Linked DNA regions of Mus musculus: region 2 is linked to region 1. The links are chromatin loops, found by intact Hi-C in ENCODE. Cell type or tissue: left cerebral cortex. All regions are shown on one strand. Each heading gives the region's core, and the rest is flanking DNA. Links, peaks and the distances in the headings are about the cores only. Region 1 overlaps Cntn4 (contactin 4). Region 2 overlaps Cntn4 (contactin 4).

The links. A loop is a pair of places that touch in the nucleus more often than their neighbours do. Peaks named below come from ENCODE experiments on the same cell type or tissue, not always from the same donor. Only the 100,000 strongest peaks of a DNase experiment are listed, where the experiment ranks them.
Region 2: it touches region 1 in a loop (10-fold over the local background); 3 of 42 quality-filtered maps call a loop at or near these places.

What each region holds. Positions count from the first base shown.
Region 1 is chr6:105,688,988-105,705,895 of GRCm38, forward strand. The region is part of intron 1 of Cntn4 (contactin 4); the gene reads left to right. Among named protein-coding and RNA genes, the nearest start is that of Cntn4, 20 kb to the left of the region's middle. In left cerebral cortex, for the core only: no CTCF peak of the experiment used is centred there; no DNase peak of the experiment used is centred there.
Region 2 is chr6:106,630,780-106,647,687 of GRCm38, forward strand. All of the region lies in intron 15 of Cntn4 (contactin 4), which reads left to right. Among named protein-coding and RNA genes, the nearest start is that of Il5ra, 110 kb to the right of the region's middle. In left cerebral cortex, for the core only: no CTCF peak of the experiment used is centred there; DNase peaks (open chromatin) are centred at 8,584 and 12,361.

The DNA.
Region 1 (16,908 bases), core at 4,804-12,803:
TAAATTCAATATATATATATATTTAACTCTGCCTTCTTAGAAACAATAAACTCATGTTTTAGATTGGGACTCAATCTGTATAGATGACAAACATTGTTTAATGTGACATAAAGCTGGGACTATGGCAAACATAGAGACTCCTAATTCTATCCATACTCCCTGGGTTGTTTGTGCTTATTTATGTATGGTATTTATTGATTTTTATTTATTATATTATCCAAATTGGGGTTGGTGGGATGGTTCAGTGAGTGAAGGCACTTGCTGAAAATGCTGCCAACCCATGTTTGATCCCTGGGACACATATGGTGGAAGGAAAGACAAACTTAAGCCTTGACATGGTATCAACCCACCCACCCACATACACACAGGCACAGAGGCACACATACACACACACACACACACACACACACAAACACTCACACACACACACACACACACACGCACACTCACACACACGCACACGCACACTCACACACACACGCACACTCACACTCACACACATTCACACACACGCACACACACACACACACACACACACACACACACACACACACACACACACACTCACTTACTCACTCACAGAGCAACAAATACAAGTAAGACTTCTTTAACATTCTTCATATTCTCCTCCCACATATAATGGGAATGAATTTGTTTAAGAAGACTAAAGTTAGTTTGTTATCTGTAAACAGGAACACAGGGCCCCCAATGGAGGAGCTAGAGAAAGTACTCAAGGAGCTGAAGGGGTCTGAAACCCTATAGGTGGAAGAACAATATAAACTAACCCCAGAACTCATGTCTCTAGCTGCATATGTATCAGAAGATGGCCTAGTCGGCCATCATTGGGAAGAGAGGCCCCTAGGTCTTACAAACTTTATATGCCCCAGTACAGGGGAATGCCAGGGCCAAGAAGTGGGAGTGTGTGGGTAGGGGAGCAGGGTGGGGGGAGGGTATAGGGGACTTTCAGGATAACACTTGAAATGTAAATAAAGTAAATATCTTTTTAAAAAAAAGCCTGGTGCCAGTGACATGATTTGAGTATCATTTGAGAACACTGAGATCCTGTGCTTCTGATGTACTTATTCACATCTTGCCTGTGTTATGGCTCAACTACGTGGATATTATGATTTATAGACCTCAAAATCCATTATTTTAAAAATAGAGAAATGATTTATGTTTGTCACCCGTCCTTACCCATAGCCCAGGCAATGCAAACTCCTTTCTTTGTGCAGAGACAAAGCAGGGAAGCGTCTGTAGAATGTGCTGTTTTATGGTGATTACAGCCAGCCACTGTATCAGAACCAAGATGAGACTGGCACTATTGGAGTCTTTGTTTCGGAGAAATGGTTTTGGCTATGGACAAGAATCTTATTTATTATAAAGGATGAATTATTTTCTGAGCTCTTATCTGTATGCTTCGTACTTCAGCTATAGGCCATCTTGCCAACCTATGAAAGAAAGGCTGACATGTGACGAAGGAGAAACATAAAAATGTTTCCAGTTGCTTTCAGTCAAGTGTGATTGAAATTTTATAGTAGATGTATACTTTCTTTTATTTGTAATGCTGACAGTACTAGGAAATGACTTTCGCCATTCTCTTTTTCCTGGAGCAAAGCAGTTACTTTATGGATGCTTTGAATTTCAAAATTTAGTACGCATAAGAAAAATGACTGGTTTATTATTAATGTACATGCTGCAAATGAGTTTTACATATTCGAAGACAAAAAGTTATTTTATATCTTATGTATTTTTATGGCCTTTGAAGAGTGAAACATTTTTAGTAAGTTTGTATTGATGTTTGTATGTAAATTTAGCAACTATTTTACTGAATTCAAGGATACATTTATCACCAATTGTTTATAGTTCATAATTTAACCACCTCTCTTGCTTGTCTTAATTACTGATATATATATATATATATATATATATATATATTTCTTTTTTTCACGGCATACAATGAGAATTTAGTTACCATTTTCCATTCTATTTTAAATATTTTCTTTTGGTATGTGCCATATTAACTCACTCTGGAATCTTAATTACTTGTTAGACCTATAGGCAGTTTTTATATCATATAGAATCCAAGCTCTAGCATTGTAAACAGAAATTTCCCTGACTGCTGACTTCTGTTCATTCATGCCCAAGTACTAGTGGTCAAGATTATTCCCAGGATCCTCAATATATTACTATTTCTACATCTTAGTACTTAGAATGTCCCAAAGTATACCCATTCAATGGAAAGGACGTTAAAAATCCACTGGTTTATTATTAATGTACATGCTGCAAATGAGTTTTACATATTTGAAGACAAAAATATCATCATCATCATCATCATCATTATTATTATTATTATTATTATTATTATTTGGGTTTTTTTGAGACAGGATTTCTCTGTCTAGCCCTGGCTGTCCTAGAACTCACTCTGTAGACCAGGCTGGCCTCGAACTCAGAAATCTGCCTGCCTCTGTCTCTGCCTCCCAAGTGCTGGGATTAAAGGCATGCACCACCACACCAGGCTAAAAGTATTATTTTTATCTTATGTATTTTTATGGCCTTTGAAGAGTGACACATTTTTAGTAAGTTTGTATTGATGTTTGTATGTAAATTTAGCAACTATTTTATGGAATTCAAGGATATGTTTATTACCAATTGTTTATAGTTCATAATTTAACCACCTCTCTTGGTTGTCTTAATTACTGTTATATATTTCTTTTTTCAAGGCATACGATGAGAATTTATTTACCATTTTCCATTCTCTCTTAAATATTTTCTTTTGGTATGTGCCATATTATCTCACTCTGGAATATCCATATATTACTATTTCAACATTTCCATATATTACTATTTCTATATCTTAGCACTTAGAATGTCCCAAAGTATACCCATTCAATGGAACAGAAGTTAAAAATCCACCTAACTATGCTTCTGTAGTAATTGAGATTTTAATAACTTCTCTTTGGACAATTTACCAGGTATGAATTTTTATCCCCCCAATTGTTGTGAATTATGAGGTTAACTAATTAAAACAGGTGAAAGAAATATAATGAATTGCCCAACAATAGTGGCAGTTTGAGCTTGCTGTTGGTCATTCATGCTACATACTCTATATCTTATTGATAAAGAACACGAATTTACAGTGACAGTAAACTGTATAATTTAGAAGAGACGCTTATTTACATACGATATTTGTCTGTCATCTAGGTGGCATTGTGGTCCATAAATGGGTGTTTACTCAAAGTTTGTTCTTCACTCTAGATCTGTTGTGTTAAAAATCTTCATTTTATCATGAGATCTGGATAAAGAATAAAGAATGTATAGGCAGGGATATATATCACATTATTAACTGACCAGCTTCCTGCTACTAGGATTAAATGATGTCAAGTACATATTCATATAATTAATTGTATAGTAAACCCAAAGTTATATAATTGAAAATAAATATCATAGAGGTTAACCAAAGGATAATCAGAGAATAAGCACTTTTAGATGTGTGTGTGTGTGTGCACATTTGTGTGTAATTTTCAAATATATGCCCACAGAGTGGCATATGCCTTTTGAAAGAGAGGCTGAAGCAATGAAAATTCACCACTAGTTTGGGCTACAGAGTGAGACCCTGTCTCAACACTCCTACCTAAAAACTGAGGGAAGAACATAGCATAAAAGGGATAACGAGTAACCAGTACTCAGGAAATGTAATCACACTGGAAAGTAGCTTTGTCATTCAGTGGGAGCATGTTTTCATAACTTTCTGTTTCATTCCCTTGGTGGTAGAGTAATATCAACCCATTTATCCTAGAAGGTCAGAAACTCTGAGTATTCCACCTACCACCTTATCCATCAGAGTGATGGATCAGCCTTTAGTGAGTTACTATATGGCTATTTTAAAAGATAGTCTTCTGGCATATATCGTGTTTCTTTTTCTTTTCTTTTCTTTTTCTTTCTTTCTTTTTTTTTCAGGGAGTTCGTTGGTTCTAAAGAAAAGAAAACTCAGATGGTAGCATGATATAGTATATGGGGCTGTTGCTTAGAAGTTGTAGAGAGTTGATAATGCAGCTAAGTGAAGAGGGATGGCGCTGTCATCCTGTTTGTGAGGAGCACTTATGAAAGGACGTGAATATAATGTCCATAGAATGGAACCCTATGTGTCGACGGGAGAGAAGTATGAGTGGATCCTAGGCTTTTGTGGGATGACATCAGTCTTTTATCACATTATTTCACTGACTAAAATATGAAATCTGCTCTTAGCATTGGGCATAGACTGGAGAAGGACTGTGGAATCTCATAGAACTGCTAAAACAACCTTCATCATATGAGAAAAACCAGGGGATGTTATGAACATTGGTAATATTCTATATTCCTTAGAAAGCTTTTATGAAATTTTAAACAGGTTGGGAAACATGACATTGTGAAATTTGTAAGTTCTGTGTGAATTCATTTGCATATCTGAATGGTAGGTGGGGGAGAATGTAGGTATTGGCATCTCTAGTCTCTGCGCTTCGAAATTTGTGACTGACAGACCTTTGATTAGTTCTTATTTCCAATTCAGCCATGGGTTAATTATGTAAGATAAGAGCTAATTAGCTCCAAAAGTACAATTGCATTTATGTATAAAATATTTATAGCTGTTAAATATATTTCATATATACATTCAATATACATAAGAATTTACAAAGAGTTCGAGGATAAATTAGAGAAGTAAGAAAAGAAGCAAATAACTAATGTTATTATATTTGTAATGAAAAAGAATCTCACAAAATAATAAAATGCTTTTATATTGTAAAGAAATATCTTGTCATTTTATGTTTGCAACACTGTTACCTTGAATGTAACACCACACTCCCATTTTAAGAGATTTTTTTTTTATAACTGAGATCCTCATAAGCTATTCAGTGCCACCTGCTATATTATCTAATTTCTGACCTGATTCTGTTTTTCTCCTTTGACTGAGACAACTTTCTATCCTAATACCATTTGCTGTTCTTAGACAGTCTTAAAAAGGAGCCAATACTGTTTGATAACATTTTCAATAACAGCCTTTGGTATTTGTTTTACACAAACATGCAGATACACACACATGCAAATATCTGTACATACATATATATATATACATATATATATACATATGGATATGTATATACATATGAAAATGCATACACATATACATGTACATATAGTCACAGAAACAAATTGCCTTTCTTAGCAGTAAAATCCCTTTCATTATTTTCAGTCTGGTTGGATAATAAATTCTAATCCCACCCTCCCACTGGGAAATGAACCAATAGTCATCTTACTGTAAGTGTTTTTAATGTGTGTGTGTGTGTGTGTGTGTGTGTGTGTGTGTGTGTGTCTGTATGTCTTGACTTGTTTTGAATTTATGTCATAATCCTGAAGAAGTAGGCTTTAATGTCAGTGAGTCGTGAACAAGGACAAGCAGGCAAAGAGTACAAGTTTCTTTCTTCTTTGCCCCTTATATAAGCTGTTACAGGAAGGTATGACCTAGATGTAGGGTACACCTTCTGACCTCAAATAGGCCTCAGTTAAGGTGGGTCTTCCTACCTCAAATCGTCTGATTAACTAAAAATATTTCATAGGTGTGCCTAGACCCTTAAGGTTTTAGTTAATTCCAAATGTAGTCAGTTGATAAGAAGGTTATCTATAACAGATGCCAGAGTTGCAGGATTGCAATTTAGGATTTTTAGACACTTAAAATCTAGCTTAATAGTGCAGACCTGAAAACCCTTGGGTTTCTTGTTCCTTGTGGTGCTACCCTGGTGACACTACCCTGGGATATTTGCCACTGCAGACTAGATTTTCTTTTATGCCATCGGCTTCTTGTAGCTTTTCTGATAAAACTTTTCTTTTGTGTATCTCCCAGAGTTGACTGGAATGGCTCACAGATGACCTTGTTTATCTTATCTTTTGATTTCCTGGTTCCATGCCATAGGCAGACAGATTATCTTTGCAGTGTCTGTCATTGGTTGCCATGTAGTCTTCCAAGAAACAAGGAAACCCCTTGCCTTGGTCCAGCATTTCTACAGTTTCAGTGAGTATTCACATCCGAGGGCTTAGCAGGATGGAGAAAAAGAACCCAAAGCCTTGGTGTGTATTTGCCTTTCCCATCTTATGGCTTCCAGATGTGAGGGTTATGGTATGGTTTCATTCAAAGGAAGCTTTAACATATTTCATAGCAATGGCATCCAAGTTGCTGTTTCGAACACACTTATTTCCTTTCCAAATAATGTACATCACCCAGTGACTTCTGATATTTCCTAAAATGAAAGCTGAAAGTTGCTGTTGTCTAGCTATTACATACTTTTCTGCTAATGTTTCTACAGACTGTTACAGCAGTAAAGAAGAGTCATTGTGTTTGTGTGTGTGTGTGTGTGTGTGTGTGTGTGTGTGTGTGTGTGTTTGTGTGTGCATGTGGGTAGTCTGAAAACTTGTAGTGGATAATCCCTAGTGCCAAGAGCTCTAGTTTTTCTGCAGTGAGATTTAAATATTTCTCCAAGGTAGTTTATGCCTTCCCTAGTATAAGTTTGACTTGTTCCATGATATCCAGATAGTGCAGGTTCCCAGTCTAACTAGGCTCTTACAGAACTTGGAAAGCAAGTCATCGGAGGAAGCATGTTGGACATAAAATCCCTTCTCTTGTCCTTATCCTGGAAGTGAAAGAGGGCGTCCTGCTTTCAGGACTAGATATAAACTCTCTTGGGTAATTGCAACAAACCACTGTCCTCAGAAAACGCTGGCAGCTTTAGAAGAAAATGAAGCCTTACAGCCCCACTCCATGGGTACAGAAGCCAGTCCCTGGGGAAGAGCTTCAGGCGACTGCATCTTAAATAAGCTGTGCCTGTGAGTCTGATGTGCAGCCAGGTTTGGGAGCTGGAGCTATAAATAGGACGTTAAAAAATTCTTACCAGAAACAAGTTTTAGAAAATATTGATTTTAAACAAAATTTCCTATATTAGGATTTTTCAAACTTACTAGAAGTAGTATGAAACTCATTGCTAGAACTTTAATAAGCCGCACTCTCTTTCCCCTATTTCCCACCATATCCAAGACAGAAACTGTCTACTAAAGGTCAATGTGTAGCTCTCAGCTCCAGTAACACATTACAATGACCTCATCTACGTATATTCAGGCAAGGATGGATTCTGGGTGTGGGAGTATTTTATTTTATTGCTTTTGAGTATGTTATATATTAGTGTAGTTAGGTCTATGATCCTAGATCTACTGGAATCTTCTTTGAAATATTTGGAAAATTGAGCTTTTGATGTGTTTCATGTTACCCAGGCATTTCTCATTTTACTTTCAGCAAGTGATAGTAATAAATATTTGCACATATTATGAATTTGTTAGACAGTATTCTGAATTATCATACCTACCTAAATATATACAAATTACTCTTCTGTTTAGAAAAAGTACCAATGTTAAAAGCATTCTGTGTAAAATAACACAAAAGTTTATATTTTAGGCCTTAGTCCATTTTTTGTTTTTATAAAATGGCAGAGACTGTTCACTTCCTAATAAAAAATGCATTGAACCTGGACTGGTGGTGTATATCTGCAATCTCTAGGTCCAGGAGGACAAGGCTGGAGTTTGAGGATAGCCCATTTTGTGTAGTGAAATATTTATTTTAAAACAAAAACCAAGCAAAACTAAATACAAGAACATGGTACTGGAGAGGTGAGGGCCTCTTTAACCACGGCACCTAAATGATCAAAATGATGTGAAGAGATTTCCAGTCAGCCAGAAAACTATACAGATTCCACAACTAGTAATCCTCTGGTATAACAAGTCCCTCTCACAAAAATTGGAGTATGCAGAAACTGTGTAATCCTTTATAAAGGAAGTGCCCATGTAACATTTCCCAATCCACTTTTTTTTACACAATATATTTAGATCATATACTTTCTGCTTCTTCATCTCCTTCCACATCACCCCTGTCCCTCCATACCCAATTCTTTATTCTTTCTCTTTCTTAAAATAAAGAAAATACAGAAACAATAATGACAGCAACACCACCCACATAAAATCACAGAATCTGATTTATGTTGACTCAGTACTTCTGTGTACAGAGCCTGCTTAGAGTATAGTTGATATAGTTTACACCTATGAGGAAAATTAACCTTCCCTCTCCCAGTAGCTATCAATTATATAAAACTTCTTGGCTAGGGGTAGAAATGTGTGCCTAGTTCCGCTTCTCAGTGCTTGGAATTTGTCTGGACTGAGCTTGTGGATGTGTTCTGTGAGCTATTATAGTCTCTGTGAGTTCATGTGGGCTTCAGCCTTGTCATGTCTGAGAGCCACTGTTTTCCATGAGGTTGCATACTAACCCTGGCTCTTAGCATCTTTTCTCCCTCTTCTTTGGCATAGATTACTGAGTCTTGAGAGGAGGGGTGTGATTGATACAGTCATCCTATTTAAGGCTGAATACTCCAAAGTCTTTCATATTTTCCACATTATCCAGTTGTGGCTTTCCTTGTTAATGACAATCTATTGCAAAAGCAGCTTCTCTGCTGATGGCTGAGTGATTCACTGATCCCTGGGCATCAAATTACATTACAAGGAGTTGTAGAATTGCTGTGTTCATTTAGAGGACCAATAATAGGTATTAGTTTTTTCTTAAGGCCAATGACTTATCTAGCCCAAGGTTCTTGGCCTCATTAAAAAGGTCATTTATTGGTCCCATTTTATGGAGCGGGCTTTAAATCTGACCCAAAAGTGATTGGTTCTTCGAAAAGGTTCTAACAGGTCTCTCTTCCTTTTAATATTGTCATATTACAAGCAAAGTTCTGAGCTCACAAAGCTTTGAAAGACACACTCAGAGAATACATCTCTAAGTGAACATCATTTATTTGTAGCAAGTAGCATTAACTGGAGTGCATTTGGCAAGTCACTAAATGACTTCAGAGTTCCAAGTTAATAGTTCAGTGATCCTCTACAGCAGATGTAGTGATGGTATCTAGCTCTTGAGCAACTGAAAAGCCAAAGACACAGAGTCACTTGCCTTCTTGTGACCTAAAGCTCCTTGGGCTTCTGATGGAGACAGAACAAATAAATTATCAGTGAATGACCAAACTGATTCTTTAGGTGTGCATTGCTTGCAAAATTGCATTTTACTGCAAGAAAGATGATGTTTCATAAATTTAAGTGGTTTGATGTTGGGAGCCGCCCCCACATTCGCCGTCACAAGATGGCGCTGACATCCTGTGTTCTAAGTGGTAAACAAATAATCTGTGCATGTGCCAAGGGTATTTTACCACTACTTGTACTCTGCCTTTCCCGTGAACGTCAGCTCGGCCATGGGCTGCAGCCAATCAGGGAGTGATGCGTCCTAAGCGAAGGATAACTCCTCCTTAAAGGGGACGGGGTTTCCACCATTCTCTCTCTTTTCTCTCTCTGGCTCTGGCGCCTGCTCGCTTGCTCCTAAAGATGTAAACAATAGAGCGCGCTCTGCGCTTTGGCGCGCCGGAGCTCTGGCTCCTAAAGATGTAAGATAGGGGTGGCTTTCGCTTTTGGGGCTGGGGGTTTGCGCTCCTAGCTCCTGAAGATGTAAGCAATAAAGTTTTGCCGCAGAAGATTCTGGTCTGTTGTGTTCTTCCTGGCCGGGCGTGAGAACGCGATTAAGAATTGGTGCCGAAACCCGGGACGAGAAAAAATCCGGGACGAAAAAATACAAGAAAACTCGGGACCGGCACAAGGAAGATCCCTCATTCCAGAACCAGAACTGCGGGTCGCGGTAATAAAGGTTCCCGTAAAGCAGACTGTTAAGAAGGATTCAACTGCATGAATTCAGAACTTTTCAGCTGGGGAACGAGAGTACCAGTGAGTACAGCTTTACGAAGTAAGCCTGGCCTTGAACTTTCTAAGGAAATTCAAGACAGTCTATCAGAAGTAAAGTGGAAAATGTTTGGCCTTGAATTTTTTCTAGTGTTAGGAGCCCTTTTGTTCCTTTTCACATGTTATCAGGTGATTAAGATAGGGCTGAAAATTCTGGATGAAATTCAGGGCAATCTATCAGAAGTAAAGCGGGGAGAGAGAGTAGGAGCAAAGAGAAAATATGGTACACAAAATAAGTATACAGGCCTTTCCAAGGGTCTTGAACCCGAGGAAAAGTTTAGGTCAGGTAAGAATACCTGGGGAGAGATTAGAAGGAAGGAGAAGAAAAAAGAAAAGAAAAAAGATCAATTAGAGAAGCCAGTTCTTAGTAGTTCTGAATCAGATGAAAAGGCTATTAGGGCCTGGAAGGCGCTCTCCCGAGCAGGTGAAGCCACTGGACAATAATGACAGAGGCAGGCTCTTGCAGCCTACAAGGTCTTATTGTCCACCCTGGAGTTGTAGATCAGGATTATAAAGGGGAACTTCAGGTTCTCTGTTCTTGTCCTCAAGTTGTCTTTTAACTCATAGATCTTGTCCAGATACAACTAGATGTATTATGGCAAATAGCTCAGCTGGGGTGTAAACAAAAGTTTCCGGGATTGTGTGTTACTTCCATTCAGTATGTTAAATTTACTAGGGCAGCTAATTTGTCAAAAAGTCTTTTTCAGTATATGTTACAGAATTGGACGGCTGAATTTGAACAGATCCTTCAGGAATTGAGACTTCAGGTCAACTCCACGCGCTTGGACCTGTCCCTGAGCAAAGGATTACCCAATTGGATCTCCTCAGCATTTTCCTTCTTTAAAGAATGGGTGGGATTGATATTATTTGGAGATACACTTTGCTGTGGATTAGTGTTGCTTCTTTGATTGGTCTGTAAGCTTAAGGCCCAAACTAGGAGAGACAAGGTGGTTATTGCCCAGGCGCTTGCAGGACTAGAACATGGAGCTTCCCCTGATATATCTATGCTTAGGCAATAGGTCGCTGGCCACTCAGCTCTTATATCCCATGAGGCTAGTCTCATTGCACGGGATAGAGTGAGTGTGCTTCAGCAGCCCGAGAGAGTTGCACGGCTAAGCACTGCAATAGAAGGGCTCTGCGGCATAAAATGAGCCTATTCTAGGGAGACATGTCATCTTTCAAGAAGGTTGAGTGTTCAAGTGTCCTTCCCCCAGGAAAAACAACACGGGACCAGACCAGGACCCCTCTGGGTGATGAGCCTGGGAGGAGGTTATGTGTACGGCTCCTTTACCTACACACTGGGGATTTGACCTCTATCTCCACTCTCATTAATATGGGTGGCCTATTTGCTCTTATTAAAAGGAAAGGGGGAGATGTTGGGAGCCGCCCCCACATTCGCCGTCACAAGATGGCGCTGACATCCTGTGTTCTAAGTGGTAAACAAATAATCTGCGCATGTGCCAAGGGTATTTTACCACTACTTGTACTCTGCCTTTCCCGTGAACGTCAGCTCGGCCATGGGCTGCAGCCAATCAGGGAGTGATGCGTCCTAAGCGAAGGATAACTCCTCCTTAAAGGGGACGGGGTTTCCGCCATTCTCTCTCTTTTCTCTCTCTGGCTCTGGCGCCTGCTCGCTTGCTCCTAAAGATGTAAACAATAGAGCGCGCTCTGCGCTTTGGCGCGCCGGAGCTCTGGCTCCTAAAGATGTAAGATAGGGGTGGCTTTCGCTTTTGGGGCTGGGGGTTTGCGCTCCTAGCTCCTGAAGATGTAAGCAATAAAGTTTTGCCGCAGAAGATTCTGGTCTGTTGTGTTCTTCCTGGCCGGGCGTGAGAACGCGATTAAGAGTTTGCGTAGGAATACAAATGTTAGGAGCCATTTAAGTATTTTTGCAACCAAACATTGTTCTAAAAAGAGTGTTTGAGGGAGTGTTATAAATTAATAATTTGTACATGTAAATTAGACTCTATGTTTTTTCATTAATGTGGTTTAATTTGAATGCTCAAAATTCATTTTTTTGAAAATTTTGAAATTTTGAGTCTGATAGATTTGTTGGGGTTTGTTGTTACTCTTGACCACAAATTTAAACACAAGTAAATTTCACTATGGCAATAAAGCACAGTAGAGACAATTTATGTGTGAATCCAAATGAATACTTATTAGTTACTCAGAAGATGATGTTTCATTTTTAAAAGTACATGCCTTTGCATTTTATGACATTTAGGAAGAGTTTTCAGTTGCATGTCTTTTCATCTTGCCTGAGAAGATAAACTGAGTAAAGTATTGTTGACATCATAGGGAATGGGTGTGATGGCTCATTTCACATGTCATCTTGGCCAAGTCATGTTGTCCGGATATTCAGTCAGATATCTGGAAGAAGCTGAGATTAGCATTTAAGTCATCACACTTTTTTATCATGTCTCTTCATATATGTGGGCCTCACTCAGTCAGCAGAGAGCCTTCAGGCAAAGGACATGCATCCCTAAGGGAGAGAGTCTGCCAGAATCCTGCTTCTGCTTGCCACCTGCACTTTAACATTCTCTTTGATTACCTGCATTCACCCTTGTCCTGTACATATTATATTTCCTAGTCCCCAACTATCACATGAATCCAGTGATGCCTCCCTTCTTCCCTGTATATGGGAAATGTGTGTGTAAATAGATTTTAAATGTACCATGAATTAGTTGCCTGTACATGTAAATCATACATTGCATATTTATTAATGTATTTTACTTGATTACCTAAATTTACTCCTAAATAGCTTTGATATACAGAGAGGGTTACAAGTAATATACATATATATATATATATACACACATATGTATGCATGTATATATGCAAATAAATATGTATATAGTTTTTGTTCAGGGAATCTTTGTATGGAATACCATTCATTCTTCTCGCTTGTTGAACAGGTTACTGATTTTGATTGTAAATAATTTTATTCAGATAGCCTTGCCAACAAATCTTTCATTAGACCTTTACAGACCATTGAGTTTAAGATGGTACCAAATTTTACTACCTCAGTACTGGTAATATTTATCAAGATATAAAGCAATTTCTCTAGTGCTATATGCAAGACATAAGAACATATGCATTTCAAAACTAAAATTGGCTGTTCTATTGTCCTTGGTAAATTGTGGTATTCTAGCTTTCCAAGTCTGTCTTTGTCTTTGTAGTTTAAATGAAAAGTTTTAGAAAAATGTCAGTGGACTCTTCTAAAAAGTACAGTTAACCTATAGTTTGCAAGTGCTACAATGTGCCAGGACCAACCTAAATCTAATGGGCAGAAGAACGTGATGCCATGAAGATTACAACCTCATAGGGATAGCAAAAATAAACCATTTAAAATTAATAAATATAATTTATAAAAGGGTAAGACTCCAGAGGATGAAAGGAGACTCAAGTGATCAGGATGTCCTGTAGAAATCACAGTCAATGACAGCTCCTTGGTGAATGTGAGTTTTGAGACCTCGAAATTAATAGGAAATGAGACACATGATAACCAGACCAGGAAGTTCAAGAAAACAACTGGAAGAAAGAGGCATGGGGCAAGTGCCAGCAGGACTGGGAAGCTCATTGCAGTTTTCTTGTATAAGCAGTGAGGTCCAAGCTGCAGAGATGATTCAGCAGTGAAGAGCATTGGCTGCTCCTGCAGTGGCCCCAGGTTGGGTTACCAGCATACAACCATTCATAACTACTCTAGCTCCAGGGGATCCAAGTCCATTCTTGTGACTTCTGCAGGCACTAGATATTATGTATGTTATGCATACATACATGCAGGCGAACATATTCAAAACTCACAAAATAAAACATCTTTAAAAATACAGAGAAGCCATTGATTTAGAAGTCTATGAGCTCAAGGGAAGAGGACTTTGAATGGAACGATGGCAGAGAAATAAATCTGGAAACATGAGGGTGGTATTCAGTACTGCAATGTGAGATCATTATTTTAAAGAGAGGAGTTTTCTTTTTCACTAATTATTTAAAGAATGTTCTTAGCACTGATATTACTCAAATAATATCATGAATCATTTAGATGTGAATGTGTTTTCAGGATGAATATGACTATCATGACTACAGATTATATATTACTCATCTATGCTTGCCCATACATCTTAAATCTCCATTTGAATATTACTAACTGAGAAGATCCTCCTAGGAGGGGAGGACATTTCTAGATTGCAAAACACTTGATGACCTAAACTCAGTGGCCATGGATTTCAATAAATGACTGTCTCTCTCCTTCCACCCACCTCTCACTCCTCCTTCCTTCATTCCATGTTTCCTTCTACCCTTTGCTCCCTCTCTTCTTCCTTTCATCTATATCATATAGAAGCTGCAGTTCAGAACATCCCTGGATGTGGTAAATGTATTATTTCAAGTGTAATGAGTTATATGCTACAAGATCTTCAGTCCTCCATTCCTGGAACTGTGAAAACAGTTGGTGTAGAATGTGTTTGCATAAGAGTATAAGGAGATATCAAGTGTGTATGTAGGCAGTGTCCATTTCTCAATTGGAAGAATTCAAGTGTTCAACTTCCATCAACACTGTTGAGGAGTTAAGGTGATTATCATATAATTAAAAAAGAAAAAAGTGTGCTTCTAATGAATGAGTTAGGTATGTGATCTCAATTAATTTCACGAACTTACTTCAAGTCTGAATTTGCCATTTCTTTACGACCTTATAATTCTTATTTTTAAACCATCTCCTTTAAGGTTATATGCCTTGGAGTGTGCTTTTTAATAGTATAAAAGTTCCCTGATAAAAACTGATTAATTTCTTTCCTCTTTTCTGATCCTTTCTCACACTAGCTATGTTGCTATTTTTTAATAAAGATGCTTATGATATGTGGATATTTGTTTGTTAAAATACTTCAGTTATAGAAATACAGGTTAGGAATAATGGTTGAATATTGATAATCCTTATGCCTTGGAGGCTGAGACAGAGGTTCTCAAGTTTAAAGCCAGTCTATACTATATTATATACTATAGTAAGATCCCCAACTCCAGAAGAGAAAAAACAAGTATGAATATCCAGTATCTGTTCTTCTTCTAAAGTCTTGGATTTCAGTCTATGTTAGCCTATACCAAGCTAACTCTTGCTTCCCCAGTGTTTTCAGACTAGTTATTTTCTTATAGAAAATCTATAATGCTAGATTCTTGCTAATCATCTTTGTGTCTACTCAGGCCTTTATTGAAAGACATTTTCGTAAATATGCACTGCTTTGACTTTTAGATCAGATGAGATAATTTAGAAAAATATTAGCAAGTCTTATAAAATTTCTTTCATTTTCTACTTAACCTGCAATTACCACATACTGCTAAACACTATGACTGAAATTCAGTCCAGTGAGTAGCAAAAAAAGTCAGACAGAATTTATTATTATGGAGTTTAGAATCTGGTATGGCATACTAAGAAGAGAATCACACAATTACAATTTAAAATAAAGATAATTATAAATTTCATAGGCACTCTCGAGGAGAGAAGTGTTTTATGGTGGAGATGAATGTGGGACTCCTTTGCTATTTTCGATTCTATTGTCAAGGATAGCTATGACTGCATAAAATGCATTCTATAAAGAGTGGCTGGGATTCTTATTCAAAAGGAATGCCCTTTAAAGCATTCATGGTATCCTATGATTGTAACCTTTAAATTAAGGAGAATAAGGGAGGAAGGTTTAAGAAAGAGGCCAGCCTGGGCTACAGAGTGGATTCAAAAGTAGTCTAAGTTGCATCATAAGATTCTAAATATGTTGCATTCTTAGCCTTATAGTAATCTCTAGGTTGTTACAACATTGAAATTGATAGCTTTAAGACAGTGCCATCACTTTTGAGCTTCTGTGCTAAAACTTTAGTGTCTAGCAGAAATTCATTAATTGATCCATCATTACTGGTAATTTTAAATTATTATTATTAATTATTATTATCTGTTATTACCTCCCAAACACACAGATTACCCCCTTCCTCTCCTCCCACCCCTCCCTGCCACCTCTTCTCTGATCCTCCATCCATTCCAATTCACTTTCTCTTCAGATAAGGGCAGGCCACCCATGGATATCAACCAAACATGGCATTTGAAGTTTCAGTATGACTAGACACCTCCCCTTGTATTAAGGCTGGACAAGGCAATCCAGTATGAGGAAATGGTCCAAACACCAGTAAAAGCCCCTGTTCCCACTGATAGGAGGCTCATAAGAAGACCAAGCTACACACAGTAACATATATGCAGAAGACCTATTTCAGTCCTATGCAGGCTCCTTGGTTGTCAGTTCAGTCTCTGTGAGCTCCTATGTACCTATGTTAGCTTAACACAGGTAATTTCTATAAAGGCTTCTACCTGACCTTGAGTCCAGGTAGATCAGCTGATTAAGGAAATATTTGTCTGTCATAAATGTCTTGCATATAAATGACTTCTTGTGTGGTGGGGGCCATGTTATTTATATTGTGAGGTGTTGGGTACTAAAGCCTGCACTGTGGCTGGCTGGAACAAACTGCTTGGAATTTATGCCAAGAGAATGTGACCTAAGTGCATCTTTGGTCTTGGTATCAAAAATGCAAAGCTAGCCCATTTCAGGGAACCTCACAGTGGGATTAACAATGGATGAAAGCTCTCACTTGTTGAGTGCTAACCCTGCCTAACACTTATGCATACATTATTTCTAATCTTCCTCCAGAATTTTCAGGGTGATGGTTATTATTCTCAAATCACAGTTGATGGAATTTCACTTGAAAGAGCTTACATGTTCCTCCCGGTCAACTAATTATTGTCAGAGAAAATTCAGTTTGGAAGACTCCCCTGTTCCTTCCCTGTACCAATGTTTGCAACAGGTGGCAGTATGCTGAGATATTCTTCACTTCTGTTACATCTCAGCAGTCGACCACCAGAGTTGTTTTGATAATCATTGTGCATTACAATGGCCCCTAGTAGTCAGATTCCATCCAATTTAGACCAAAGTCTCCTTTACAGAGTACAAGACTGTTTTCCCCTCCCCCACCCCCCACCCCCACTCTATTAGAAAGATGCTCTCAGATAGCTGCCACTCCAGCACCCAAAGCCTTATGTCC
Region 2 (16,908 bases), core at 5,140-13,139, 940 kb after region 1:
ACCTCTTGGCTAACTTACCTTTGTAGACTGCCATCTGGGGAAGCGTACAGTTCAGCTTTAGCAGGGAAGAGAAGCAATAAAACAGAAGATGCCGTGCTAGGTCATGAATAAAACCTTAGAAAGGTATGGCTTTCTTTCCCTTCTGTGTAGGTGTGTGAATGTATGTGTGAGCCTGGGTAGGTACACACAGGCATGTGTATGTAGAGGCCAGAGGACAGGATCAGGTATCTTTTCTCTATTGTCATCCTCCTTGATTCATTTTTTAAACAGACATGAGACTCACTAAGTCGGTTTGATTGGCTGGTCAGCGAGTCCCACCTGGCTCTGCCGTCTGAGGCCTGGGATTATATGTAGGCATGACCACGCCTAGCTCCTTCTCATATGTGTTCTGGGAGGGGGTGTGTGTTGAAGTCAGGTCCTTGTACTTTCAAGGCAAGTACTCTACTGACTGGCCTGTCTCCTCAACTTCTAACACAACTTCTTGAAACTATTCGAATATCGAAATAATCATAGCAGATCAGAAAGAACTGAGACCCACTGTACTTGGCCCAGGATCTTTCAGTGACCTATAGTGTGAACTGGTTAGGGTGTATCTTCCAGACTACAGCTTTCTCATCTCAAAAATGAAAAGCCTTTAACAAGGAGAGTTAAAGTCTCGTAAATTTCTATGAAATCATAAGAATGAACCGTCAACACATTCTCCTTTCAAGTTTCTTTGTAAGTCTACAAAAACCAGCACATCTACCTGGAAGTATCACTCAGTTTCCTGGTGAAAAATTGGATGAGACCTCTCATGTGCAAGAGAGTTGCATGATGGGAACATTTATTTCAAATGAATTCACATTATGATCTCTGAAAGGAAAGGAGAAAAATCACAATTTAAACAGTGTGGGCAGTTTTACCCACTAGTCTGTCTGCAAGGGGATCAAATTGCCACACTGCATCAAATTCCAGTGTTTGATGACATGCTGATCTTATTCAATACAGTCTCCCAACACAAATAGTTATTCCATCTTTTTTCTCTGCTCACAGCTCATCAATTCAGGACTCCAGCAGCTGACCAAATAGCCACATCCTCTAAACATTTGTCTATGCCACTGCATGCTTGGAAATACACATAAAGCCTTCTATACCCATTAGAGTGGCATTCCACTGCTGTAGTTCTTCAGGGCAGGCGTTTTGATTCAGGATTCTGTGTTGTGACATTATAGTGTGGCTGGATGAAGCCTGTCTGGCATTTGGAGACACAGTGAAGGTCACCCCTTCAAAATCTAGGAGGGGTTCCTGAGAGTCTTTGAATCTCCTTCAATCTTGTCTTGAGTGTTGAATATACCTAGACCCTTCTGGGTAAAATATATGTATCATAAAAGCCTTTCTTCCAGACATAAACCTCTGGTTTATGTAAACACACACACACACACACACACACACACGTATACCAATATGCACGTATACCCACACAATTGAACATGCATACTTACACACACTTGAAAAATAAATATGACATCTTTTTAAATGCATGATTACATGCTAGGTATAGTGGTGCACACCTTTAATCCTAGCACTTAGGAGGTAGAGGCAGGTGGATCTTTGTTAATTCAAGGCCAACCTGGTCTACACAGAGAGTTACAGGACAGTCAGAGCTACAGAGTGAAACCATGTTTTGAAAACAAAACAATTTATAAAAAAAAAAAAAACTCCAATGACAACAAAAATTGCATGATTGGATGTCTAGAGAGATAGCATGACTGGTAAGAGCACTTGCTTTTCTTTCAGAGGACCTAAATTTGGTTCCCAGCTATCATATGAGGTGGCTCCCAATCAGCTCTATTCTCAGACCATCTGATACCCTCATCTGGTCTCCATGATCAGGAATAAGAGCAGAGAAGTCTTCAATGGAGCATAGCCAAAGGAACATGAATCTTGATATGAGACAGGCTTGGTTTTAAATTTCAAAGCTACTATTCTTAGTAGATCTGTTATATGAGACAAACTAATCATTAGGAGTTTTAGTAATCTCGTCTATAAAATGGGAGATTTGTTCAGTTAGAATTCTGCGTATAAAATACTGAATAGCTCTTAGTGCCTAAGCAAGTACCCGTCATTGTACATGTATTCTTTTTATCCGGGGCTCCATGGCTTCTTCTGCTAGTTACCAAGGAAGAATATCTTAAAGTGCATGCCTTTGTGTATTGGTACACTTCTCGAAACAATGCACCAGGATCCATCAATGTTTTTTGTCTCAGCCTGGAGATCTGAGAGATTAATCATTCCCTTCTCTGGCCAAAGTATACCATCATTATATAGATACCTCTTGTATTTATGTTGTTTACAGCCATGCAAGTATTATGACAGCCACAAATCAATGAACTCAGCAGGAAGAACTGTTCCAGCCTGCAGTGTGGTGTGCTTTTTACTAGTTCTCTTACAAACCAGTATCCACCTACTCTGAGTCCTTCCTGCTATGCAGGACTGTAATGTGGGCAGCTTCAGTATGTGATTGATCTCTGAGTGACTTGTAAATTCATCAAGGTGCAGATATAATTTCTATGTGTCTGATTAACCTTCTGTGTAAGACTACCATCCCTTCTGTAATACCAGAGACTTATTTTTCTCTCAGAAAGATGGATATCAGCTCATTTTAATCAGTAGTCTACAAAAGGTGTCACCTGGCTCTGCCTGCGGTTAACTGTAATGTCTGACCCAGACTGTCCTGTCATTTGTCAAATAACTTGGTTTCATTTAATGTACCTAGGAAATGATCTTGCTTTTATTTTAAGGCAGTATGCAGAACTCATTAGGTTAATAAAATGCCTGTTGTTTTCTCAATAAAGAAAGAATACAGATTTTAAAAAAAATCCTTTACCTATCTTTCTTATGCAGCAGTGGCCTGGCAGTTCATATCGTAGCGTGTGTAGAAGAGAGTCCTAGCCTAAGCCCTAAGTATCTCACCATATAGCAGCAAAAGAACAAATAGTACAGTATCATGAGGGTGTCCAATAGCCTTTTTATTAAAATAAGAATATACAGAGTGGACACACTAGGACAGCAGAGATAAACCAGGTCTGCCCTCGGGAAAGAAGAATTCATGTCTACCCAAAGTTGAGAAATTGGGAAGCTTCGGGTAGTGGTGTTCCTGAGATGGACTCCTTTTGTAGGGCCTCACTGAAGAACTATTTGGTATGCAAATTAAGCTCAGCACACTATTCAGCCATGTAGGGAATGTATGTTCTCATGTGAGAAACAATGGTTTCTATCAGAGGACGTGAGGTGTTAATTCTCAGGAAGGAGTTTGGACATGAAGTTTGGACAGTTTTCAGCAGTTCCTAAGCCCCTATTCAGGAACAGTGTTAAGATGTCCTATCTAAACCTCTGAAGGCACAAGAGGCCTTTCCCCTATGTGAGCACCAGGCAGCAGAACCCAGAATGATGATGGCACTTGATCTGGCACAGGGCTGCCAAAGAAAGCAAGCCAGTCAGGCCAGCTGTTTCTGAGACACGATAACAACAAGGCATAGAAGCCAGACTTACCTTGAGCAGCTAGGAGAATCTCTTATAAAGGTTGACAACATTCTCGGGTCCTTAAACATGACGAAGAAGCCTAAAATACAGTGTTTAGGGCTTCTTATGATGGGCTTTGGCTCCTCCCCAGAAAAAAATTTCACCACCTTCCTCTCTAAGCTTCAGATTTGGTCTTTGTAAAGTAAGAGCAATACCCACCTGCTGTCTACAGGGCAGCACCAGACAGTGCAACATAATTAGACACAAAGACACTACAAAATAACAGGTCTTCTGGTTATTTATAAAGCATGATAAAAAAAAAGACGCCCCCGAATAAAGAAATAATGGAATGTTAATTATCCAATCTTATCTCCACAGCTGTTTACATATATCAGATTATCACATTACCACATATAAATATGTACACTTACTTTAAGTTAATGAAAGGGTGGGTTTTTCTCTTTTTTGGAAAAACTGGTTAAGAAATGTTACCTGCAGTGATTTGATCATTCATCATGCCTTGACTTTGTACACTGACTTACTATGTCCTGCCTCGTAAATCTGTACAGTTCCCTTTTGTTTTGAAGAAAGGAGAGGTCTTTCCCTCCTAAGGCCACTCAGACTTTCAGAGCCGGCTCGCTTTACGCTTCTTGAGAGTCTACAGAAGGCTGAGGAGATTGATTGCTCAGTTGGTGAAGGGCTTGGGGAACAAATATGAGGCCCTGAGTTCAAACCCAGTAAGCACATGAAAAGTCAGGTCTAGTAGCATGCCCTTAAAAATCCCAGCTCTGGGGAAGCCAACAGAAACACGTTAGGAATTATAGGTGTTTATTCATATATACACCAGCACACATGTCCACACACACCAACACATATACATACAACAAGCACACACACATACATACACACCAACACACCCACACAGTCAGTCTTTCACGGTGCTTGAGTGCTGATTTTACAAGTGTGTATCATCACAAACTGCTCCAAATTCTTTAACATGATTATATATATATATATATATATATATATATATATATATAATAAAACAAACAAAACATCCCAAGGCTTACTTTACTGGCTGATTAGCCTCACTTAGAAAGCTCCAAGTTAATGAGAGACCCATGTCAGAAAATAGAATGTGGGTGATTCCTAATGGCCTGTTCACACATACATGACACACATGCATGCATACATACATCCACACACAGGGAGAATGCCTGCAGATAGATTAAATCTCTTCTTTGCTACTTAATTGTGTAAACTCTCTGAGCTGGAAAGAACCCAGATGTCCTGCAACAGAGGAATGGATACAGAAAATGTGGTACATTTACTCAATGGAGTACTACTCAGCTATTAAAAACAATGGATTTAAGAAATGGATGGATCTGAAGGTTATCGTCTTGAGTGAGGTAAACCAATCACAAAAGAACACACATGGTATGCATTCACTGATAAGTGGATATTAGCCCAGAAGCTCAGAATACCGAAGATACAATTTGTAAAACACATGAAACTCAAGAAGAAAGAAGACCAAAGTGTGGATACTTCGATCCTTCTTAGAAGGAGGAACAAAATACTCATGGAAGGAGTTACAGAGAGAAAGTTCGGAGCAGATACTGAAGGAAGGACCATCCAGAGACTGCCCCATCTGGGGATCTATCCTATAAACAACCGCCAAACCCAGATACTATTGCAAATGACAACAAGATTTTGCTGACAGGGGCCTGATATAGCTGTCTTCTGTGAGGCTCTGCCAGTGCCTGGCAAATACAGAAGTGGATACTCACAGTCATCCATCGGACAGAGCACAGGGTCCCCAATGAAGGAGCTAGACAAAGTACCCAAAGAGCAGAACGGGTTTGCAGCTCTAGAGGAGGAACAATATGGTCTAACCTGTACCCCAGAGCTCCCTGGGACTAAACAATCTTCTCTCATTCGTTCATTCTGCCTTTTCCAGCATGTCTGTGGTGGTTAGTTTTCTAAACATTAGCATTACTAGGTCAAATCTCAAGGTTTTGAACAATTTTCCAAAATAGGGTTTTGTTTGCTTGGTCTTGTTGCATTATGTATTTGCTTGGCATGTGTCTTAGTTGGGATTTCACTGCTGTGAACAGACACCATGACCAAGGAAACTCTTATAAGGAAAATATTTAATTGGAGCTGGCTTATAGGTTCAGAGGTTCAGTCCATTATTAGTAAGGTGGAATCATGGCAGCATCCAGACAAACATGGTGTAGGAGGAACTGGGAATTCTACAACTTCATCTGAAGGCTGCTAGGAAAAGACTAGCTTCCAGGCAGCTAGGATGAGGGGTCTTAAAGCACACACCAACAGTGACACACCTACTCCAACAAGGCTACACCTCCTAATAGTGCCACTCCCTGAGACCAGCATATAAAAACCATCACAGTGTGTGTGTGTGTGTGTGTGTGTGTCTGTGTGTCTGTGTGTGTCTGTGTGTGACTGTGTGTGTCTGTGTCTCTGTGTGTGTGTGTGTGTGTGTGTGTGTGTGTCTGTGTGTCTGTGTGTCTGTGTGTCTGTGTGCATCTGTGTGCGTCTGTGTCTGTGTTCTGGTAGTGGAATCTATGTGAGTGCCAACATGCCATCTCCTCAAACTCTTGTTTTGTTTCTAAGACAAGATCTTGCCAGCCTGCAGGTCACAGTCCACTCTATCACAGTGTCTGAGTTACAGGAATAACAGGTGTGTGGCACCACAGCCTGCTCAGAAGTTCTTTTGAGCATTTAAAAATGATTAGATATATACTATAAAGTGTTGCTGTATTGGTTAGCTTTAAGGTCAATTTGACGTAGAGTCACCTGAAAGGGAAGTAACAATAAGGAATTATTTCTTTTTTTCTTTCTATTTTTTTTTTCTTTAAATTGTTTATTGGTTTTTCGAGACAGGGTTTCTCTGTGTAGCCCTGGCTGTCCTGGAACTCACTCTGTAGACCAGGCTGACCTCAAACTCAGAAATCTGCCTGCCTCTGCCTCCCAAGTGCTGGCATTAAAGGGGTGCGCCACCACTGCCCAGCAAAACAAACTTGTAGTAGGGGGCACCTGGATAAAGGCCTAGGCCTTTATTATCTTTGTATGTTCTAAGGAATTGTTTCTATTGAGTTGGTCTCGTACCATGTCTGGAAGACTGTATAAATTAGTTAATTGGTATGGAAAGTGCCAGCCCACTATGGGTGTCACCATATCTTGGGCAGGGGGTGGGAGACCTCTGAACTCTATAAAAGTGGAGAAAGCAAGCTGAGTGCATACAAACAAGCAGGCAGGCAGGCAGGCAGGCCGGTGGGCGGGCGGGCAGGCATGTACTCTACTCTCTGCCTTTCACTAGAATACTATATGTCTAGCTGCTTTAAGACCCTGAAACTTTAATTTCACTACTGCAGTAGACTGTAACCTGGAATTATGAGTCAAAATAAACACTTTTTCCTTTAAGATACTATTGGTTGGGGTATTTTATCACAGCAACAGAAAATACAACTAGTCCATCATTTCAGGTTGTTACTTTACCATCCTCCTGGAAACTATAAATATCCTTTTCCTCCTCCTCCTCCTCCTCCTCCTCCTCCTCCTCCTCTTCCTCCTCCTCCTTCTCCTCCTCCTCCTCCTTTTCCTCCTCCTCTTTCTTCCTTCTTCCTTCTTCGTTCCAGAAGAATCTTTCTTCTCATTCTTCTTCTCCCCCTGATTTATTTCTTCATTTCTTTAAGTATATCTTGTAATGCTTTTCTGAAATGTTAATTTGCTTCTCTTGAAGTTTCTTGCCTTTTCTCTCGTACTGGATAACAGTTTATCTGGAACTAGAATTCTAGAGTAGAAGCAAATTTGCCTCTGCATTTTGGAGCTGTTGTTCCATTGTCCTCCAAATTCCAGTTGTTGTGGAGACAACCTAAAGACATTCCTGTTCATTAATATATGACCTGTGGAGAAAAGTTTATTGTATATGAGTTCAATGTGATTAAATCATTTCCTTGGAAAGGTCTTCAGCCTCATCAGAATTTTTATAGTTTCTCTCTTTGACTGATTGCTTCTTGGAAATACTGCCTGTCTTCCTCCTCTTTGGAGGGCAGAAGTCCCTTTGGAAATCAGATTGAGCAAGAGACAAGGAATCTCAGCATTCAGTTATAGGGACAGTTTCTATATGTCTACTACCATTAATTTGAGATGCTATCCTCTGGCTCAGAGAACCTCTTGCATATTAACTACTTAGAAAGTAAAATCTAAGCATATTTCAGGTCTGGGTAGTGCTAGTTACAAGGCTATGTGGAATCGTGTGGATTTTGCAGGCCCAGCTGCTTCTAACACTATCCAGCCAATCAGAGCTCTGCTGCTACCATTCTACCAAACCACTTTGGGGATCTTTGTAGGATGCCGAATAAAGCTGGACTTCTTTCCAGCCTGCCTGTCCCCACTGTCAGCTTAAGATTCAAGGATTCTTGTTCATTAGTCATCTAATTGCTTCTCCACATCCCCAATTTTATTAAGAATGCCTTTCAATCATTCTTTCAGCCTTCTAGACTTATGACTTTAAAAAAAAAAAAAAACCACCTTTATTACTATTTAAGGAAGTGTTAAATGACTCCCTAATAGAGCTAATAGAAAGAGGGAACAAGATAACATGGAAAGAAGTGCTTACACATATTCCTTGTAATTATTTTTATTCCTTTGTTATTATTCTATCCTTATAAAATCTTCCAAATGCATAAATTACTCTGGGTTATTTCTTTTTTTTTTTAAGCCTTTAACACCCTTTAATATTGTCCACATGGGAGAAGCTACCACTGTCTAGTTATCTCTTCATTTTTTGTACTTCCTCTTTTAAAAATATTTTTATTAGATATTTTCTTCATCTACATTTCAAATGTTATCCTGAAAGTCCCCTATACCCTCCTCCTGCCCTAATCTGGGTCATTTCTGAAGAGCATGGATAAGAAAGTCCCTCTGAAATGACGCTTCCTGTGGCTTGCCTGCAGTTTTAATTTTTCAGGCCTTATGGTTTTAGGTTATCTATATAACTACTGAGTGCATGAGCTGAGCTAGGAAAAGAAGCAGATGGAGCTGAGTGTCACTCACCACTAACATGATGAGAATTATAAATCTGTGCTTAGCATTATGTAAATACATGCCTGTGCTGGAACATTCTTGAAGTCTTCTGACTGCTATTGAAGAATGGATTGCCCACCTGCAGATTGCTACCTCACCACCTGCTCTCAGGCATCTAATCATTGTACCAAGATCAGCAACATGCCTCAGGTGGCTCCTGTGTGATGATCAGTCTTACAGTGCATGTAGGAGTTCATGCTAATGTTCCCCAAAGCAGCCTTTGGTCCTTGAGCAATTCTGGCGGATTATAAAACAGAAAACAAGAAAAGAAAAATAAAGATTTGAAAAGATTCTGTGCTGCAAAGCCAAATATGTCACTCAATTAAGTCCCTCAATAAAGTCTATTTTGGGCTATGCCCAATAAACTACTCAAATAATCCATTAGGATCGCTGTAGAAATCAGCATAGCAAATGATCAGTGAGCTGGTTTAGTTATTCACCGGTTATTAATCTTCTCAGTTCAGGGTCATATTGTCCTGTCTTCAGCATTTTCACAGCATCTGATGATGTCCAGAGAGCTAATGAAAGTCTGAAATGTGGATTCAACAAGCATAATAATCCTTTGACTTGATATCATTCTGGGATTGTCTTTCTTCTTGGTGTGTTGCCCTGGCAAATGAGCATGGAGGCACCTGTACTGTTTGTCAAAGTGCTCCTACATTGTCCTGGCAAAGAAATCTTCTTGTACAATGATAATTTCTTCATGGTTCATTCACTAGGAGCAAAATTTTCTGAGCACTTGTTATCAATGCTAGTAGCTGTCAATTCAATTTCTTCTTTAGTTTTCTTGTGAAGTTGAAGTGGACTTAATTACAAGTCCATAGTACTTTTCAGGAGACTTATATAGGCATATTTTTCCTCTCTTACTAAATTGGATTTGCTCTCCTCTCTCATCATTGTGTGCTTGTAGATGCACCCTATATCTGAAATTTGGTGTACTTAATATATATATATATATATATATATATATATATATATATATATATATATATATATATATATCACTCCCTCTCCCTGAGACTCAGAGAGCCTCTTAGAAGAAAGGGAGAAGCATGGTAAGAGTCAGAGATAGTAGATGATTACATTTAAAGTAAAACAAAAAAAAAGGGAAAGAAAATATGTTTTCCCTTCATGCCAGGGTTATTGCACACATGAACCCACAGTGGCTATGAATGAATGCACAAGACCTGCATGAATAAGTGAGGGACTCATGAATTTCTTCTCCTCAATGAAAATCTATTAACAATTGATGATTTCTCAAAAAGGGAGAGTTAGCTTTCTTCAGTGATGCAGCCCTGGATAGTCTCTACAACACCCCCCAGTAGACGGTCCAATGGGAATACATAGATTGGCAGCACTAAATAGACTCAAGGGATTTTTTTTAAGAGCATATGAAGTTGTGAGGGGAAATGGTAGGGAGGACAAGGGAGGAATGGAAGGGAAGAGAATAAGGGGGTGAACTTGGTCAAAGTACGTTACATGCATTATGAAAGTCTCAATGAATAAAAACAAGCTAGCACATACCGAGTGCTTATTATGCAGCAAGTATTATTCTCAACATGTTTCATAAATGTATCCATCAGTTCTCAAATTATGAAAGATGTATTGCTATTTCAATTAAATTCAGGGAAACTGCTGTACAAAGAAAATATTTAACTTCCCTATGGTCAACATGGTAAGTGAACTAAAATTTGGGAATTCTGCTTATATTGTCCAAGGCTTTCACCTCTAATCCCTAAACCGCCATCTAAGTGATCTAATTTTCTAACATATATTATCTTAGAGGCACTTGTTTTGGCCCCTGTCAAGTTGTTACTGTATTTGGGGACGTAAGTCTATGGTCCTTTCCTGCCTTCCTGGAATGACTCCGTATGCTTTTGCTTTTGGATGTTTTCTTTCCACATCACTTTGAACACAGTCAGGTTCCCATCTCTTCCTCTATCTTCTTATGTCTTGACTCCAGAAAAGAGCATCTCTTGTTCCAACACATCATGTCACAATCTTTCAGAGTCGAAAGAGAATTAGGCAGAGCTCATTTATACCTGTGCATTGGCAGCCACCCAAGTGCCTCTTTCACAGCAAATTAAAGTGAGCAGTGAACTGTAGTCATATTGAAATAGAAATCAGTAACTTACGGGCCTGTGGAGTCAACCAGAGGTGGGAACCAGTACCTGTTTCCTTGTTCTAATTAGTTGTGTGGCCTGTTGGAAATGGTGATGATACTGAAATCTATTTCACAGACTGGAAAGTAAAACTACTGCCTTGTGTTTGCCCATCTTCTGTTTCCATCCTGTGTGTGTGTGTGTGTGTGTGTGTGTGTGTGTGTGTGTGTGTGTGTGTGTGTGATGGAATGTGTGATGTCTCTGTGTGTGATACGTGTATGTGTATATGTGTGTGAGTGCATGCATGCATATGTCCACATAGGGCTCAGAGAGAACAGTATTGGGTATTGCTTTTCACCTTGTTTGAAGCAGGGATCTCATTATCACTACCACCTAGTCCAGGATTGTTGCCTTCCAGGTATCATCTTCTGTCTGTCTCTCCTGTATCCATAGGAGTGTTGAAATCACAGGTGTATGTGAACACATTCTGGAGCTTCAAACCCATGTCCTTTTGCTTACATGATGAGCTCTTTACCTACTGGCCATTCACCAGTCCTGTTCATTTTGGATATCCAGATACCTGTTAGGCCAGCCACTGTGTACTATGAATGTAGTATATACTGAATGATAGAGGCATGTTCCCTACCCTCATAATGGTCATAGTTTAGTGAGGTCTTGGGTTCAGTCATGTGGTAGAGATTGTGGCACAGGATAAACACATGACGTATGTATGCTGATGTAGACAACTGTGATGACATATATGAAGCTTGTGATGGCCTTTACTATGACTTTGACTAAGAACCGAACAATTGTAACTCCAGCCAATGGGAGCTAGACATCAGGAATAAATCTACCTGCTCATTTTTTTTTTTTGTCTTTCTTTTCATGGAAATGATCTACCAGATAACCACACAACAAAAAAGAAAACTATTTAGTGTACACATTTCCTGAGCATCTTGAAATATACCCTGCAGCTTTAACTCTTGCCAGGGGTAATAAAGGAACACTTAGCAATTTAGCAATTTGTTTTGAATGCACACATTAGAGATTCTGCTCAGAGACAAAAGATTATCGTGTTTCCAATAAGTCATAAATGAATGTGACCTCTTCCTGCCCTGGGGTGAATGATCCTAGGAAAAAATAAACAGCAGGGTTATTCCTTTTAACCACCATCTTTTAAAATGTTCTCATGCTTTCTTTTTATCCTTTTGCATGAGTTGTATACATGTATGTGTGTGTATGCATGTTCATGTAACACATGGTACATGTATGTGGGTGTGCATGCAGAGGTCAAATGTTGACATTGGATGACATCATCCATCACCTTCCTCTTTATTTACTGAGGCAGAATTTTCACTGAACCCAGAGCTCACTGATTGACTAGTCTTGCCAGCCAGCTTGCTCCAAGATCCCATCTGTGCCTCAAACCTCTAGGGTTACAAGAAGGCTCTCATCCCACCCAACTTTTATATGATAAAGAAATCAAACTCTGATCCTCACTGATGCAGAGCAAGAGCTGTTGCTACTGAGCCATCTGTCTAGTCCCAGTCTGCACTCAGATTTTACTTCCTTCTCTTGCCAGTGGTTTAGATTCTTTTCGAGTCCATAGCCTTTCTCATCAGTTTCTCAGTTACTTCTTTTGAGTAATTTTCCCATGACATCTCTTCCTGTTGGAATGTACATTTATGCAGCCCTCTGGCTTGAAATGCCAGAATGTTGCTGGCGCATGAAGTGTCTTTGGATTTAGCGGCTAGCTTGAAGCATCTGGCAATTGCACATAAACTCCTATACTTGAGCATTCATGCTTGAACCAGAAATTACTTTGTCATCTTTCCTGGCTCTTACTAAGCAGCCAGCAGCTCCCTTGGAACAATGACTTATGACAGAGCTCTTTTCCTTAGATGTCACCCTCTTCTAACTCTCAAAACAACTGTTTCCTTTTCTTCCCAGGCAAATCTTTGGTACCAGCACTAATACTATCATGTGTATCTCACACCATGTAACAGGGTTTATGAAGCATATCAAAAATCCGTTGATCCGCACAATGATTCATAAAAATTCCATAGTCCCCCTACAAGGCCAAATGCCATCACCTTGAAAACTGCAGATCACAGATGCCAAATGACTTCTAATTTGGTGATTGATGCACCATTGCTATGTGCCCAGAGTTGACAACTGGAGTCTTAGACACCAGGCTATGAGTTTAATAAAGTTCTTTGTGATGACACTTTTAGAAAAGCTGTCATCAACCCCAACTGATTCTTTAATATATATATTTGCCTCCTGAATTCTAACCACCAGCTACCATGTGTGAATGAGCTATGACCTTGTTTCCAGTAAAGGATATCTCACTCTCCATGTGTTATCTGGGAGTCTCCACCATGGTAAAGTGTTCTATTGGTTCCTGTGGTACCTTGTAGCCTCGAATGAATTAATCCCACTGGAGTTATAAAAAAGAGCTGGTCCTAGTATGGTAACAAAACAAAAGATTATTTTTCTTGCAGAAGATAAATGGAAGTGTTTTATAAATTACAGAGCAATGTGTAAGTAGATCCATACACCTTGCATATCAGGCCTGCATGATAAACGGATTATGAATGATCTAAAGAGTGAATTGGGTTTTCTTACCTACATTTTTGTGAGTAATAATTTATCAGAAAATGTTGCAAATTGGCAAAATCTTCTTCACTTTTTTTTTTCAATGCAGCCTAGGGGATCCATCCAGGGACTTGACACCAGGGACTTGACATCAATTAGACAAATAACGTGTACATGTTTGTTAGAATTTCAGCTGTGGTTTTGCCCTTACTGTCTTTTCTACCAATGATAAGCTGTTGAGTTCTAGTGGGAAATTTCAGTATGCAATTGCCTTTCAACTAAGATGTATCAATAAATGCACATATTTAAAGGCATACACACATATGTATACAGTCATACTTATGAACTTTCAAAGGTAACCTGTTTGAATTTAAGTAACTAGCATGTTTCTAAAATGAGAAAATTATGTTTTCAGTTAATAAAGACCTAGTGATGTAGCTATGTCTTCTTCTGCCCTTTAATAACTCTTGATAATGTAGTCTATCTTCTTTTTTCTACCTCTATTCAGTATTTCCAGACAGCAATAGCATGGAATTGGAGTGTTTTGTTTGTAATAATAGCAAAGGCCATATGTCTTTATAAGTGACTTAAATATAGATTTGGAACCTATGAGATTTGGGTCAAGGCTGAACTCTGACTTAAATTTCAGGCACCATTTTGATTGAAGTATCAACATAATGCACTTTGATCATCTTTGCACCCCCTTTTATACCCTGCCATCTTCTACTGGAAATTTTAAATGTTTGACATACCTTCAGATCTTTATGTCTCCTCCACCTAGTTTTAAAAACATGGAAAGTTGTAACATCACTCTGAAAATAAACTGAATTAAGTTGCTTTGTACTGCTCTGACCTTCCATTGATTTTCTTTTCTTTTTGGGTCAGTAATTCTCAATGAAAAGAAAACTTCCCCTTCTTCTGGTGTAGACAAGTATACTCTTGTGCAGTGACCCTCAACCCTACTCCAGAGACTTGCCCAGGCTTACAAGAGCATTTTCCAACAATTGATATCTTCTCAAAATTTAGAACACTAACAGACCCTTAAATGAGAAAACTACTGATTTTCATTCTCCATCAAGTTTCTAGAAAGCTTACAGAGTCCTCTCTGAAGCAGAGAACACAACAGGAAGAAGAGTCTCATTAGCTCAATTCATGATGATGTCTTGTCCAGCATGCATCCCAACGAGGCATTCTAGCTATCGCCAGGAGTTGAGAAGTTGTTAATAGTTGATTTCTTTTTATAAGATCCCAGAATAGGATTAACTGGAATTACAGACAAGCCCCCAAGATAAGCTAGCTAGAGTGGACCTGACTGCTGGGGGTATGTGGGTTTGGTCAGGATTCTGTATAACAGAAAGCTTTAGAAATCAATCTTACCATGCCAAATAAAGGGAAGCCAGCTAATAATGCCCACCAAGGAATTAATAGCCTCCATCTTAAGCTCTGTGAGTTTCTTACTGTCCTCTTCCCCTATCTATAAGGACACACTGACGTGTGCTTTTGAATGGAAGCGTTACCATCTCTTTCCCGGAGACCTTAAACTCAAGAAACTGAAAACATGCAGAAAATTGCTGACAGGAGCAGGTTAAACAGATCTAACTAAGTGCTGTGGACTCATTCTGCGAGGCTGTAGCACCATCTACTGTCTGAGATGTCATCCTTCTTTTACAGTGAAGCCTGGGTGTGAATGAGCATGGGTGCTCAAGTGTTATTTTGCTTGTAGGCAAGCCAAAAGCTTTGTCTTCAAATTCATTGTTATTGTCTCAAGAAATCTGTGCCATTTCTTGTGGAGTCTAGCAAAATGCTCTCTTATTTTGTAGCATGAGATGCAGTAAATGCCCCCCCCCAACCAAGACTGTATTTCTTTAATCAGCAAAGAGCTCACAGTGCCTTATTTTTGTGTTGCTTATGATGTGAACCACTCTATTTTATTGAGATTAATGAGACTCTTTGGGAACCCTTTTGCCCAGTGACTCATGGGGGAATTACTGATGTGTTGTAAGTGAAAGAAACACACTTATAATTCCTCCTTCCTCAACAGAAAAAAATATCTAATCATTACTTGATGTAAATGTGTATGAATCTTTTTTTTTAATGTTCCATCACAATCGAAGGGATGTCATGGAGTGGTTCTAATTATACTTTAACTTAAAGATGTTCTTTTATTTAATTTGTCATTGAGAAGCATTTTTGAATATCCTTTTAGATTGTCATTTCTTTTAAACCATGAAGAAAGCTTGGAAAAGAAAATGTCAAACCGAGGTGATATATTTAGCCAATTCTCCACCCCATTCCTAGTTACTTACTTGCTAGTCTGATTTAAAAAGAGTATTCTTATTGATCATAGAGGCTTGTAGACCTTCAGAAAATTCTTTGCATTTAGAAAGACATCCCAGCAGAGAGACCCCATGACTCCAACACTGTGCAATTCTAAAAGCAAGAGGTGTGCTTTCCCTGGTGGCATACAAGAGTAAGAGTAAGTGGGTGTACGAGTATGAATGATTTTCAGACAAGTTATAACTTCTTCTTAAAAACAAACAACTTGATCACAATAGTTGAGCCAAGACTTTAGAGACAACCAACTGTGTTGGGGTGTCCTTCAAACAATTCTATTCTTGTAGTAAGTAAACACTCTCTGCTCCACATTGGAACCCGGAAAATTCACTAACCTTGATAATCACAAGAGTGATTGCTGTACAACAAACTTGCCACCCTCGGTTGGCTGGTGACATTTCTATTTCTGCCAGTCACTCTTATTAAACAGCTCTCTTTTGTATTTATTTTCTCAGCTCCTTGATAATGGACCATAAGTATTCTCTCAGAGGTGATTTACAAATTGCTTTACAAAGGAGTCTCCAGTTTCTATTCAGCCTGACTGGGGTGTTTTGTTTTATATCTCATTGCTCAGAGAACCAAGGCACCAATTAAACACCTGGATTCAGGAAAGGGTTTACACACTGCTGCCCTCTTTAGGTCACCAGGTTGAAAAAACCTATAGGACAGTGAGTGTCCTGCACTCCTCCTCAGGCCCCTCTGCCCCCCACCCCCACCCCGCATGCAATGCCTGTCATGCAAATGAGGGCAATTCTGATCAGTCAGCATTCCTTTCTTGCTTGTCTAAGGAACCTTCTCTTTGCTTTTCATTGGGCAGCTTTCATTTTGTCCTTTTGATGTTTATGGCTTTCGAGGAGTGGAGCAACTGTCGGAGCCGGGCAGAGTTAGGAGAGCTTTACTCAAAGGGAGTCTTTAATTGGTTACCATGTGGTGAATGAAGGTGATCTAGATTTGTAGGCTAGCCTTGCTCAGGTAAAATGGAGAATCTGCTGCCAAAGAGGCAGAAGACCCTACATCCTTTGGGGGAGGGCTGTACTCTTTCTGATTCAGGATTCCACTGTAGAGATATTTTCTTTTCTTTCTTGTGATGTGATCATGTCTCTGTTTTCTACAGGTTGGGGTGGGAGCATGGAATTTGTACCTGTAAATAGCAATAATAAAACAAAGTGAAAAAGGAAAACTTGCATGGATTTCTCAAGGAATACTTTCATACTTCATCCATCTCATGTGCCCTTTCAGTTCTCCATCAGAAGGGGTTATTTCC